2 separate regions of the Mus musculus genome follow, and region 1 is linked to region 2. The links are chromatin contacts, found by Hi-C in ENCODE. All regions are on one chromosome and are shown on one strand. Each heading gives the region's core, a stretch centred on a gene start or an enhancer-like site at or near the end of the contact. The rest is flanking DNA. Distances are from core to core; before and after follow the strand shown. Region 1 holds the start of Btnl2 (butyrophilin-like 2). Region 2 holds the start of H2-Ab1 (histocompatibility 2, class II antigen A, beta 1).

Region 1 (6,336 bases), core at 1,624-4,123, 92 kb before region 2:
GGATTTGTTTTTTTCTTTAAAGTGTTTTATTTTTAACTATGCACATTTGTGTGGGTACACACATGTGTGTGCAGACCAGAAAAGGAGATCATGTTCCCTGGAGCTGGCTTACAAGTGGTTGTGAGCCATCGGCAGTAGATGCTGGGAACTGAACTTGGCTCTCTGGAAGAGTTTTCTGTACTCTTAACTGAGCCACCTCTCCAGCCCTGAGTTTTGCAGGCTTAAACCATCCATCTTTAAGATACCAAAAGCAACCACATCTCTGGGGTTCATTCCCAGATAAATTAATATGTGAGTTGATGTTTCCATGGGGACTTTATCTTGATTTTGGAGTCATTTTGAGTTTAGGTAAATAGCGAAGCCACTGGGTCCTTCTACCTTCCTGGGTCACTCATCCCAGGGACGGTGCTGATTGGTTTTTTCCTTTCCTCCCAGAGAAGGCAAGAGTCCAGTAAATAGCAAATGTAGGTTTCACAAAAGTGTCTCATGGTGGGTTAGAGGCAAGGCTTGCCTAGAAAGTTTGAGTCTTCTGATCAAATCTTAAGTCATGTTCTTTGATATCTGAAAAATCAAAGATGTGTTTGACAATTCTGTGTGCTGTGATGTTTGAGAATTTCATGTCGTGGGTACCCATTCTTCTTCTGTAGTCCCGGCCCTGGGGAGGTGGAGGCAGGAAAGATCAGGAGGTCAAGGTCATCTTGGCTACCAGGTGAGTTAGAGGCCAGCCTGGGTAGACCCAAAACCCTGTGTAGGGAGGAGGAGCGAGTGGAAGCTTAGCAGGGAAAAGCACTTGCAATCAAGCCTGAAGACCAGGGTTCAAGTCCCAGGATTTACATGGTGGGGAGAAGAACCAGCTAAGGCAAATTGTCTTCTGACCCTCATATGCAAGCTGCAGGGTGCACCCCCCCCCCATACACTGTCCTACACACACACACACACACACACACTCACACACACACACACACGCAACATTAAAAGCTAATAAAATAAAAGTAGTCATAAGGGTACTCTTAACTCAGATTTAAGATACTGCTCAAAATTCTCTCCGATACTTAGAGATCTTGTGTCTTTGGCTGGTGGGATTTACGTGTGTGGTCTTCCCCGCAGAGTTGAGTATTGTGTGAAAACTGAGCATGCTCCAGCTATGGATTCCAGTTGCGCTTTCCAGGTGACTTCCAGTGCCGCCTAAAGTTGTCACTCGCACCCAAGAGATGAGCAACTAAGTCAAGAAGCTTTCCAAAGCCAGGGGATGGGGAGGTGGGGGAGGGGTGGAAAGGCCAGTGTGAGCCCGCACCCCTTTGTACTGCACTGTCAGGTTGGGTTTGAGACTGTGCATTTTAGAACTGAGGGGCATGACAGCAAGTGGGGATGGGGTGGGTAGGAAGGGACCCTACCTGGGTGCTTTATAGTCAGCAGGACGAAGAGGAAGGAGGCAGCCACGCCAGATAGACTATACCGTGGGCAATCCACCATCCTCCCTGGAGCAAACATAGAAGAAAGTACAGCTGTGATTACCCACCATGCCTTGCAGTTTCTGCATTGGTTTTTGTTTGTTTTGTTTTGTTAACTCGACAGAAGCTAGAGTCATCTGAGAAAAGGGATCCTAACTGAGGAACTGCCTCCATCAGATTGGCCTATGAGCAAATCTGTGGGGGAATTTTTCTTAATTAACGATTGATGGGAAAGGACCCAGCCCACTGCGGGCAGTGCCACCCCTGGGCAGGTGGGCTTGCATGATGTAAAAAAACAAGCTGAGCAAGTCACAGAGGGCAAGCAGTGTTGCTCCATGGTCTCTGCCTCAGTGTCTGCCTCCAGGTTACTGCTTGGGTTCCTGCCTTGATTTCCCTTCATAGTGGTCTGCCAGCTGTAAGATGAAATTAACCCTTTCTTTCCTAGGTTGCTTTTGGTCTTGATATTTATCACAGCAATAGCAAGCAAACTAGGACTTCTGATGGCTATGCTATCTTAATAGACAACTAGCACCAAACCTGTCATCATCAGATCATGGCCTGGCCCCGTTCTTTTCAGTTGTTGATCACAGCTGACTCACTCACTCACATTTGAACTCTCACGATGGAGTTACACTGTACGTTATCCCTTAGGCTCCCCCTCAGGTCTCACTTAGTCCAGTTGGCTTCTAACTTGCAACACAGCCAAGGATGACCTTGAAGTCCTTCCTCTACCTCTCGTGAATCCTGAGATTGAAATTCCATACACCAGGAGGCAGATACTGAAGAGGATGAGGCAAGACAATGTCTGGTTTGAGGCCAACCTGAGCTGAAGGAAGTTTTTTGATTGGAAAGAAAAATCAGTCCTGAGCTAAAGAGACAATGATGTTAAAAAGAGGAAAAACTCAGCTTGTTGTGGTAGCTCACTATAATCTCAGCACCCAGAAGGCTGAGGCAGGAGGATTGCCATTTGTTGGAAGCCGGCATTGGCTATAGAGTGGGAGTCTGTCTCAAAACACTACTCTCTAAAAAATGTGCAGTGGAGATCAACAGGAAGTAAGAGCCATTTCCTGACAGGATGCTGACTCTACCTACTTCCTCATCTTAGTTGACTCCTCCCCACCCCACCCCCACTCCCATGTCCATCCTTCATGAGAGACTCTCCAAGCCACTCACCTGTTGCTCTTTCCTTTAGGGTGAAATGGAGGCTGTTGGTCTCACCCAGTCACAAGTGTGTCCTTCATTCACATAGCAGGTGTCTAAGGACAGGAGAGCATAGTGACTGGTGATGGAGCAGGCAAGGAAAGTGGAAGCGTCACCAGTTTGCGTGAAGGAAGATTTGAATGGTGTCAATCTGTAGGCAGAGTTGAGTCCCCGAGGGTCAGTCTAAAATGAGGCTCCAGTCAGAGCAGCACATTTACCTTCTGCTCAAAAGTGAAACTCAGAAGGAAGGCAGGTGGACTTTGGGCTCTGTTCTGATTCATCTAGCCTTCTAGACACAGTGATAATGTTGACCCTTATCTCTTCAGAACACCAGCACGCAGGCTGGACCCTGCTCCATGCCCTGTCCAGCAGGTAGGTGACCTGACATCTGGCAGTGGCCTAAATCATGGCTACTTTGTCCTGTCCTTCAGCTTGCTGAACTTCTATGATTCCCCATCTAGGGCCAAGCTCTCTCACAACACGGAGTCTGTGGACCCTCAGAGTGCAGAGCATGACTGTCTATCAGATACTCAACCTTCACCCTACTGAGTAGAAAACCAAGTCTAGGAGGGGATGTTCCCTGTCCAAGACCAGAACATCAGGCCAAGGTGCCTGTGTGTTTTTTCTTTGTTCTTTCTCTTTTACTGGAAAACAAAGGCTTCACCCAAGAAATGTAATAAGCTTTCTGATATAGCGTGTGGGTACAATGAGCATGGCTAGTAATGGAGGGCCTTGGACACCCCTGTTATGTGCTCTTCTTTCTTCAGTCCTTCTTGGGGATCCCCTAAATTCTCTTTCACACTATTGAGGGGTCTCCAGATCCACTTTCAAGAGCTGGGAAGAGCAGTTTTAAACTTATTTAGAAGAATGTTTGTTCTTCATTGTAAGAGCGTAACAGCACAGCATGCAAGGCAACAGTGTAACAGCACAGCATGCAAGGCAACAGTGTAACAGCACAGCATGCAAGGCAACAATGTAACAGCACAGCATGCAAGGTAACGGTGTAACAGCACAGCATGCAAGGTAACAGTGTAACAGCACAGCATGCAAGGCAACAGTGTAACAGCACAGCATGCAAGGTAACAGTGTAACAGCACAGCATGCAAGGTAACGGTGTAACAGCACAGCATGCAAGGTAACGGTGTAACAGCACAGCATGCAAGGCAACAGTGTAACAGCACAGCATGCAAGGCAACAGTGTAACAGCACAGCATGCAAGGCAACAATGTAACAGCACAGCATGCAAGGTAACGGTGTAACAGCACAGCATGCAAGGTAACAGTGTAACAGCACAGCATGCAAGGTAACAGTGTAACAGCACAGCATGCAAGGCAACAGTGTAACAGCACAGCATGCAAGGCAACAGTGTAACAGCACAGCATGCAAGGTAACAGTGTAACAGCACAGCATGCAAGGTAACAGTGTAACAGCACAGCATGCAAGGCAACAGTGTAACAGCACAGCATGCAAGGCAACAGTGTAACAGCACAGCATGCAAGGTAACTGTAACAAACAGCAAAGCATGCAAGGTAACAGTGTAACAAACAGCACAGCATGCAAGGTAACAGTGTAACAAACAGCACAGCATGCAAGGTAACAGTGTAACAAACAACACAGCATGCAAGGTAACAGTGTAACAGCATAGCATGCAAGGTAACAGTGTAACAGCACAGCATGCAAGGTAACAGTGTAACAGCACAGCATGCAAGGTGCTTTTCCCTGATTCTTCCCTCTCAGGATTAGGGAATCCTGCTCCATCTAGCTTGAAGCTACTGGTCTTGATGAAGGCAGTGAGTCTAGACAAGGTCCCAAGTGCGGGATGGGAGGACTAGATATTAAGAAGGATACAAGGGCTATTTCTCCCTCAGAATAGAAGGATTGTTCCCTGTCTGTGATGGTTATTTTCTTTTCCTTTTCTTTTCTTTCTTTTCTTTCTTTCTTTCTTTCTTTCTTTCTTTCTTTCTTTTCTTTCTTTTCTTTCTTTCTTTTCTTTCTTTCTTTTCTTTCTTTCTTTCTTTCTTTTTTTTTCTTTTTTTTTTGCTTATTTTATTTTGTTTTTTTTTTGTTGTTTTGTTTTTTGTTTTGTTTGAGACAGGGTTTCACTGTGTATCCCTGGCTGTCATGGAACTCACTCTGTAGACCAGGCTGGTCTTGAACTCAGAGATCCACTTGCTACTGCCTTCTGAGTGCTGGGATTAAAGGTGTGGACCAGCATCTCCGGGCTTTCTAATGGTTAGTTTTAGTTGTCACCTTGACTCAATGTAGAGTCTCCTGAGAAGGGACTCCCTGTAACTATTTTTTTTCAAAGTCTATTTTTAATGATGGTTCTTAAATGCTTTAACCCCTCCCTTCTAGCCTATTACCCACCAGGGGGCAGTGGAAAATAAAGAATATGGGGGAAGTGGACCTGTTTAGAAATGGTTCTTTGGAGCAAATCCCATCTGTGTTGTCAGGCACAGGTTAGCAGTGGCAGCTCGATCCACTTACAAACACTTCTTGGATACACCAGTAGTCAGTTTGGTAGAGTCTGGATAGCAAACATGAATCAGCACCAGTTGCACTGCCTAGCAGAGACAGCGGGCCTCAACTTCAGCACAAGTCAGCAGGAGGGACCCAGAGGGATGCCAGGAAAAGTCCTTGGCTTCATCTCTCTCAGCAAAGTGAAGATGAGAGACCCCAAAAGCATTACGTAGCTAACTCTATAAGCAAGCCAAGCTCTGCCTTTACCACTGTCTGCCAAGTTCTATTTATACCCTCCAAACCACGTTTCTTCCATGGGTCTTGACCTCAGCACGGGCATCTGTCTCAGCTGGCATCACTCTGCCAATCAGTCCAAGTCCGAAGAAGTGACAAGAAACTGCAGCACGTCACCAGAAGTTTTTTGGTGCATTTCTCTCTATGGAGTCCTGACAAATGCAGCTCAACTACGCAATGTAAGGCAGACCAATATGTCATTAGCGAAGACTCCTTCATCACGTATCCTTTCACATGCTTGCTTTAACAGAACATCCTTTCACTTATGTCAATTCAGCGAAATGTTCCTTCACATGTTTGCTCTAGCAAAACACCATCCAACACTTTCCAAATAATCCTTAAGTTTCCACTTCAATTCCCCAGGAAGGATTGCATAGGTGGGGTTGATCTGTGGGGGAATATCTTAGTCAGGTTAGCAGAGGTGGGAACACTACGTTCTGAATTTGAGAGTCCTCATTCATGGGCCATGAGCTGCACAAGAGTGAAAAGGTAGGGTGAGATGAACAGGCACTCACAAGAGCAGAGCAGCCATGACATCACATGAACAGAGAAGTCATGACATCACAGGAGCAGAGCACCTGTGACAGCCCAGGAATTCTTGGCCAATCTGGCTTTCATAGAAAGACCTTTCAGCAGAGATTTACCACTTGAAGTCCCTTAAAGTTAAGGAGAGCTAAAAGTCTAAAGAAATCAGTAGTTGGGGCAGGGAGAGGGGAAGAGGAAGGGAAGAGAAGGGATATAGAGAGGGAGGAGAGAGAGAGAGAGGAAGGGAAAATAGGAAACGGTGGAGAGGAAGCAGCAGTGTGTTGTGCGAGTGTGAGGTCAGTGATACTCGACACTTCCAGATGTTTAAGTTTCAGACTGGGCAGTTCTTAGCCCTGGCCATCAGTCTGTCACCCACAGAACTCTTTGCATGGTCAGTGTAAGTGCT
Region 2 (6,969 bases), core at 3,374-5,873:
CCCAGTGTATATAGTGATCTCCAGAACTGCTGTCTGAGAAGATAGGTCAGGGCTCTCCTGATGCCCTGACTATGAGGTGAGAGATATGATTTCCTGTAGGTCTCAGCTCAGTAGTGGAAGCAGATCATATAGGACAAGTGATGGGGTGGGTGACATTGGAGGGATGGGATAATAACACCTAAAATCCCATGTCATGTGGGGCCCACAGTGAAATAAAAAGAAATTCCCTTACTCCACTCCACAGTGATGGGGCTCTTCAGGCTGGGATGCTCCACGTGACAGGTGTAGACCTCTCCCCGCCGAGGGGTCATCTCCAGCATGACCAGGACCTGGAAGGTCCAGTCCCCATTCCTAATAAGCTGTGTGGATGAGACCCCCACCGTCTCCTCCTGGCCATTCCGGAACCAGCGCACTTTGATCTTGGCTGGGTAGAAATCTGTCACTGAGCAGACCAGAGTGTTGTGGTGGTTGAGGGCCTCTGTCCTGGACAGGGAGATGACGACATTGGGCTGTTCTAGGGTGACAGAAAAGACAGTGAGTGAAATGTGAGGCAATGTGGAGACTCCCCTGGGGAAGAGGCAGGGTGGGAATGAATGCCTAGGTTCTAACAGTGAATGAAGAATAACTCCACAAATACAAACTTAACTCACTGGGAAAATAACATTGTGGCCCTGTTCCCATACAATGTGAAATGTAGTAAGACAAAAGAAGCCGGGAGGTGGTGGTACACTCAGGAATTAGAGCCAGGAGGATCTCTTATGAGTTCAAGGCCAGCCTGGCCTATAGAGCAAGGTCTAGGACAGCCAGGACTTGACACAAACCTTCTTTGTAAACCCACTGTGTATTTAATTTATGTGTAAATAAAATATTTTTATTTAAACTAAATACAAAAATAAATTGTCTTTATAAAGCAAACAAACAAGACAAAAGAAAAATTGATTCCGATTTCAAGTTAATAATTTGGGGGGGGGGAATTGCAAAAATGACTGCAATGCGACATTCTTCCTTCATCCCTCAGACTGTTGTGCACAGACACAAGTGTTTCTCGACTGACTTTGATATATTGTGCCCACTACCTCAGAAGCCTTCTTGCCAAGTGCTGTTATCCCTTCAAATTGAAAACAGCATACATGCCCCACCCGGGGATCCATCCCATAATCAGCCACCAAACGCAGACACTATTGCATATGCCAGCAAAATTATGCTGAAAGGACCCTGTGAGGCTATGCCAGTGCCTGGCAAATACAGAAATGGATGCTCACAGTCATCTATAGGATAGAACACAGGGCCCCCAATGGAGGAGTTAGAGAAAGTACCCAAGGAGCTGAAGGGGTCTACAACCATATAGGTGGAACAACAATATGAACTAACGAGTACCCCCAGAGCTCGTGTCTCTAGCTGCATATGTAGCAGAAGATGGCCTAGTCAGCCATCATTGGGGAGAGAGGCCCCTTGGTCTTGTAAACTTTATATGCCCCAGTACAGGGGAACGCTAGGGCCAAAAAGTGGGAGTGGGTGGGTAGGGGAGCAGGGCGGTGCGGGGGAGGAGGGTATAGGGGACTTTTGGGATAGCATTTGAAATGTAAATGAAGAAAATATCTAATAAAATGTTTCGCCGGGCAGTGGTGGTGCACACCTTTAATCCCAGCACTCGGGAGGCAGAGGTAGGTGGATTTCTGAGTTCGAGGCCAGCCTGGTCTACCGAGTGAGTTCCAGGACAGCCAGGGCTATATAGAGAAACCCTGACTCCAAAAAACAAAAAACAAAACAAACAAAAAAAAAACAAACAAAAAACAAAGAAAAGAAAGAAAGAAAGAAAGAAAGAAAGAAAGAAAGAAAGAAAGAAAGAAGGAAAGAAAGAAAGAAAGAGAGAGAGAGAGAAAGAGAGAGGGAGGGAGGGAGGGAGGGAGGGAGGGAGGAAGGAAGGAAGGAAGGAAGGAAGGAAGGAAGGAAGGAAGGAAGGAAGGAAGGAAGGAAACAGCATACATACTTAACTTGTTTAATGTTCGTTTTCTACTCTCTACAACTGTTTTGGTTGGTTTTTTGGTTTGGGGGGTTTTTTCCTCCACAGTCAAGATCATTAATTCCTGGTGGCCGGTCACTGTTCCCTTGCTGTGAGGAATCAGTTGCGACCGTTGAATAACAAGGCCACCCAGAAAGTAAAAAGGGAAAACTTAAGCAACCTTTGGAGTTAAGCATTAGTCCTAATGTAGGAGATTAGATCTGAATATGATGCCTAACCGACCACTTTAATTGGCATCACGGGTGAGAGGCTCTGGGGGTATCAGGGAGTGTGCTGGAAACGGAAATGAGTTCCTCAGATTTTGTATCAGAATCTTTTAGTGTGGCCCCAAGTCAACACAGTCTCCCTCAGAGAACGAGGGAAATGACAGTGATGCCTTCGGGTCAGCGCCAGGCAGCAAACAGCCCTCACAAGACAACCGTGGCCCTCAAGGAACACACGGAAATCAGGAAAACAGAATGGCGGGGAGAAACCACAGGACGCCAGAGCTACCGCGCTAAACCGCTTCTGACAGGACCCTGGCCGCTCACCCGGGCGCCCTCTCCCCTGCTTAGCCTCCCTGAGCTGGCGCTGACAGGGGCCTGAGGTCACAGCAGAGCCAGGGGTCAGAGGGCAGCTGGGCCTCATGAGGCAAAGGGCAGAGGGCAGAGGTGAGACAGGAGGGAGACTCCAAGGAGGCGCTAGGTGGTGCAGGGCAGACGGGAGGAAGGAGGCCATGCAGCTCCTCAGGCGGGAACTCTGCTCCGCGTCCCCTCACGGCCCGCCGCGCTCCCGCGGGACCCGCCGCGCTCACCAAGCCGCCGCAGGGAGGTGTGGGTCTCCGGCCCCTCGTAGTTGTGTCTGCACACCGTGTCCAGCTCGGCCCGCGTTCGCTCCAGGATCTCCGGCTGGCTGTTCCAGTACTCGGCGTCTGGCCGCCCCAGCTCGGTCACCGCGCGGTGCTCGCCCACGTCGCTGTCGTAGCGCACGTACTCCTCCCGGTTGTAGATGTATCTGGTCACATATCGTATGCGCTGCGTCCCGTTGGTGAAGTAGCACTCGCCCATGAACTGGTACACGAAATGCCCTGCGGACGGACGCGGTCAGCCCGGGGGACAGCGGGGACCACGCAGACCACGGCTCCCCGCGGCCCCACCCCGCGCCGGCGCTTCCCGCGTGGGGCGACCGCTCTCTGGGGACCGTCGGGCCTCGGGGCCTCGGGCCGGGCAGTCTCTTCGCCGCCCCCGCCCGTGAGGACCCCGCTTCGGCGGAGCACCGGGCGACGGTTCGACCCGGGGTAAGGAAGAGGAAGGGAGGGATGGGGCGACCGGGCTCGTCCTCACAAGAATACGCCTCAGGAAACGCAAACGGTACTTGGTACATTTGAAAAAAAAAATAATAATAAAACTAAGGGACACCAAAAGTTGGGTGGTAGAGGGGGGGGGATGGGCCTGGGTAGAGTTGGAAGAGGGAGTAAATATGACCAAAACTGTACGAAATTCTCAGCGAACTAATAAAACTAGGATACAAAAAATAAATAAAATATTTGCCAGTTTCTGCTACCCCACCCCCACCCTGTGGGACTCTCTCCTGTGTGCAAAAGGCCCTGACCCCCTAGGGGGCACTCGTTCTCAGGAGAGCCCCGACTACAAAACCAACAAATGGGAATCCAGGCAACCTCTGAGAACTGCCTGCTTGCACGGTCACTCCAGGCATCTTAAGGGTAACTGCGAGACTGAAGACACCTCTATGGCTTAGGGGACTGGGGCTTTATTTACTCTCTGGTCTCCGAACGAACTAGGACACCTCCGCTCACCCCAGGGTATGTATCACATATGTCCCTTCTGGGCCTAGTGTTTTCTTGGAAATTCAATTTACTAACTCAGTGTTTGAGTTCTGGATTCCATTTGACCAAAAAAATTAGGTTTCTTGGTCACTGGCTTCTCTCTGAGTTAGACGCCTAGAGTTCGCTCTCTTAAACCTCCACTCCACATGAGGAGTTGTCCGCAAACATCGGGACCACAGACCATCGCTGATCTGTTTCCCCACTTCAGAATCTGGCATTTCCTCCAGACAATGTACGGGGTGGGGGTGGGGGGCACTGGTATTGTAAGCCCTGTACGGGGGAGTGGGTGGGGGCACTGGTATTGTAAGCCCTGCTGTCTCCCCATGCACAACCCTTATCTTTGGTGGTCGATTTAAATTCTGCCGCCTCCTCCTCCTCCTCCGTTTATATGTCAGGCTCGCACCGGCGGCGGCACCATCCTAACTCAATATTAGAACACAGAAGTGAGAATGGAGTCTCACTCTCTCTTCAGAGAAAGGAAATCTATAGTAAAATCAGGATTTTGCCACCCCCTCCCACATCCCAGAGTCCCCAGGGTCCCTCAGAACACGACCCCCAGAGTGCTGGCTCTGGAGAGCCCTGCCCCCGGCACTTACTTTCGGAGTCTCCGCCCTCAGTCCCTGGGCTGCTCAGCACCATCAGCACCACCACAGCAGCCGAGAGGAGGAGGCTGGGGATCTGCAGAGCCATCTCTAAGGCACAGGTAATGGCAGTCACCAGGACTCACACCTGCTGTGCCCCCTTCAGAAAGCAAAGTTCTGTAGCCTGGAGTGATCTGAAATCCCAGAGTGTCAGGGTTGGTCCCAAGTGAGGAACCAATCAGCATTGGAGCTGAAGTCTGTCATCTGTCTCTGGGTAGACTTTGTTTACAAAGGCTCTCTATGCGCGGCATGGTCTGTTTCTTCATGAGCCCCACTGGATGAACGTTTGAGGTGACTGCTCCTCTCAGTTACAGAGTAAACTTTTCTAAACTGCAGACTGCCTGTGTTTGGGGGTTTAAAGAGAAAAGTGCGTGAAGTATAGACAACTTTGGGATAATTATTTCAAATCTACTGTTCTTACACTTGAGGTTGTAGTGGGAGAAATGAGTGTGACATGTATTAAGAGACAGAGAAATCATGTTTTGTTACATCTGACCCTCTGGGGTGCCTCAGGTGAGAAAGCAGAGTTCTTGGGGAGTCGCTGAGCCTCTTTCCAATCCTGGAATTCTCTTTGTAAAATGCAAGCCATGTTCCCTGAACTGTATTCTAGGTTTTGATAAGCTCACATGGAAGAGCAGTGTGATGTGGTTAATAATGGAAAGCATTGAGCTGTCCTGTGTACATGTTGGAAATGTCAGGTTAATGTGTGTCTCAGCCCTGCTGGCTCATGCACCTTCCCCATGCAGGAGTCTTCTACATTCACGATATTCCAATGAAAATACAGAAGTTGATCAGCCCAACGTTGCTCTTGTGGATTCTTCTGCTGTTTAAATCCTCCATAACCATGATGTCAGCTAAGGAAAACTCCACAACCTTTTAGGGCTTCCAGATCCAGCTGCCTGGAATTTCAAGGACAAAAGGCTAATGGTGTAAAATAGCAGTTTCAGGAAGGGACAGCCATAGGTTTGTCACACTGTGCCAGGCTGAATAACAGAGTCATCAACTTGTGCTTCAAATACATCTCTCCTCAGGTATACACTACTAAGTCTAATTGTCCATCAGCTGGAATGGTACCTGACAAATACCAAATGACTAAACAATAAGTCTCTTTCCCTGAAACTACAACACTATCTCTATTATTTTAGATCCTAGTTAAACAGGGGTCAGGACCTGAAAACAGAGTTGATGAAGGAAAAGGGAAAGACGTAGAGTTGGGTAACAAGACCATCCCGTGGGGGCTCCAGCAGCGCAGGTGAACTGCAGCATTCCAGGGTCCACACTGGCACCCTGATGTAGAGAACCAGAGAGGGACCGCACTGGGCTCTCACCATCAGCTCTGCTCAGGACAGACACAGATCTCCTAAGCCTAGGCAGGGAGCATGCAGGAGAAACATCAACTCAGATGTGGAAAGGGTTAGCAGACAAACATGGCCATTCAGGGACCATGGCAGTGGATGCTCTCAGGGTCCTCAGCCCCCACGTCAGACCTCCACACAATAATCTGCAGCCTCTGCCTCTTCTACACCTTCCCTAAGATGAAACCTAATAGGCTGTGTCCTCGGCTGGGAAGAGAAGAAGCCTGTGCAACACAGGGGATTTCCAGCTCTCCTAGGCCTCTTCACACAGGCTTTTCACCTAGCAACAGAAGCATCATCAGGAATCCTTTTTCTGATTGGCTGATATCACATTAGAAAACCAGTGCCTTGGGCTTCTGCCAGCTCCTTCTGCCCAGCCCAGCCTTCACTGAATCCTCAGCAGGGTTCATGTCCATACTGTATCACACGAGACAGTCACCCACTTCTTCCCTGGCTTGAAAGAAAGGGAACCCCAAAACCTCAGTCGCTGGTGCCTTCCATGACTCACGGTGGTCCTGTGTGGAGACAGGACACTTAGACTGTGGGCAGTGTAGACCCGTCTGGCTGCAGAATACAAACTACTACTCATACTGGCCAAAGTTTACAGGGGACATCTTCAGTTCGTAAGTGTAGGAGAAAAGAACTGTGGACCCCTTCCAGGGAACTCAAGAAGAAACTCTCTCCTCAGCCAGCATCCCTTGAAATCAGTGCTTCAGTGGGGCCAACTGTGAAACTAATAATCAAATTGCCACGACAAAGGTCACCCAGGACACTATTGTGTCCACTCGAGGTATCAAGGCCCCACAGCTCCTCCCAACACTATTAATATAACGCTAAGAATGATGTTGAGTTTTCCTTTAATTAAAAAAAATATATCAAGCAACTATCCCCAAGTTTTCCTTAGTCGGTTTGAAGTTATTTATACACTTCCACTATTCAACTCCTGAGTGATGAGTTATATTAACTTTCATTGTAAATATAAAATGTGTGTTTTTATTCTGCAAGTTTTTCTCTTTAAGTAACATCTTAGAAAAGTCAAAGAGTCACACAGGCAGTGAGCGAGCACAGACAAGCCCTCTGCACCTCAGAAGATTCAACTTCACTTACAAAAGAAATGCGCACACA

Evidence for each region. A loop is a pair of places that touch in the nucleus more often than their neighbours do.
Region 1: a map of mouse embryonic stem cell shows a loop between it and region 2 (2.6-fold over the local background). The contact joins the promoter of Btnl2 here to the promoter of H2-Ab1 in region 2. A Hi-C loop is called at or near these places in 16 of 37 maps with a recorded cell type or tissue (T-helper 2 cell, adrenal gland, gastrocnemius and 5 more).

The regions. Positions count from the first base shown.
Region 1 is chr17:34,351,359-34,357,694 of GRCm38, reverse strand. It overlaps Btnl2 (butyrophilin-like 2), which reads right to left and starts at 2,873. Exons shown (of 9, transcript NM_079835.2): 1 at 2,625-2,873; 2 at 1,395-1,478. The coding sequence starts at 1,473.
Region 2 is chr17:34,260,881-34,267,849 of GRCm38, reverse strand. It overlaps H2-Ab1 (histocompatibility 2, class II antigen A, beta 1), which reads right to left and starts at 4,623. Exons shown (of 6, transcript NM_207105.3): 1 at 4,445-4,623; 2 at 2,817-3,089; 3 at 233-514. The coding sequence starts at 4,538.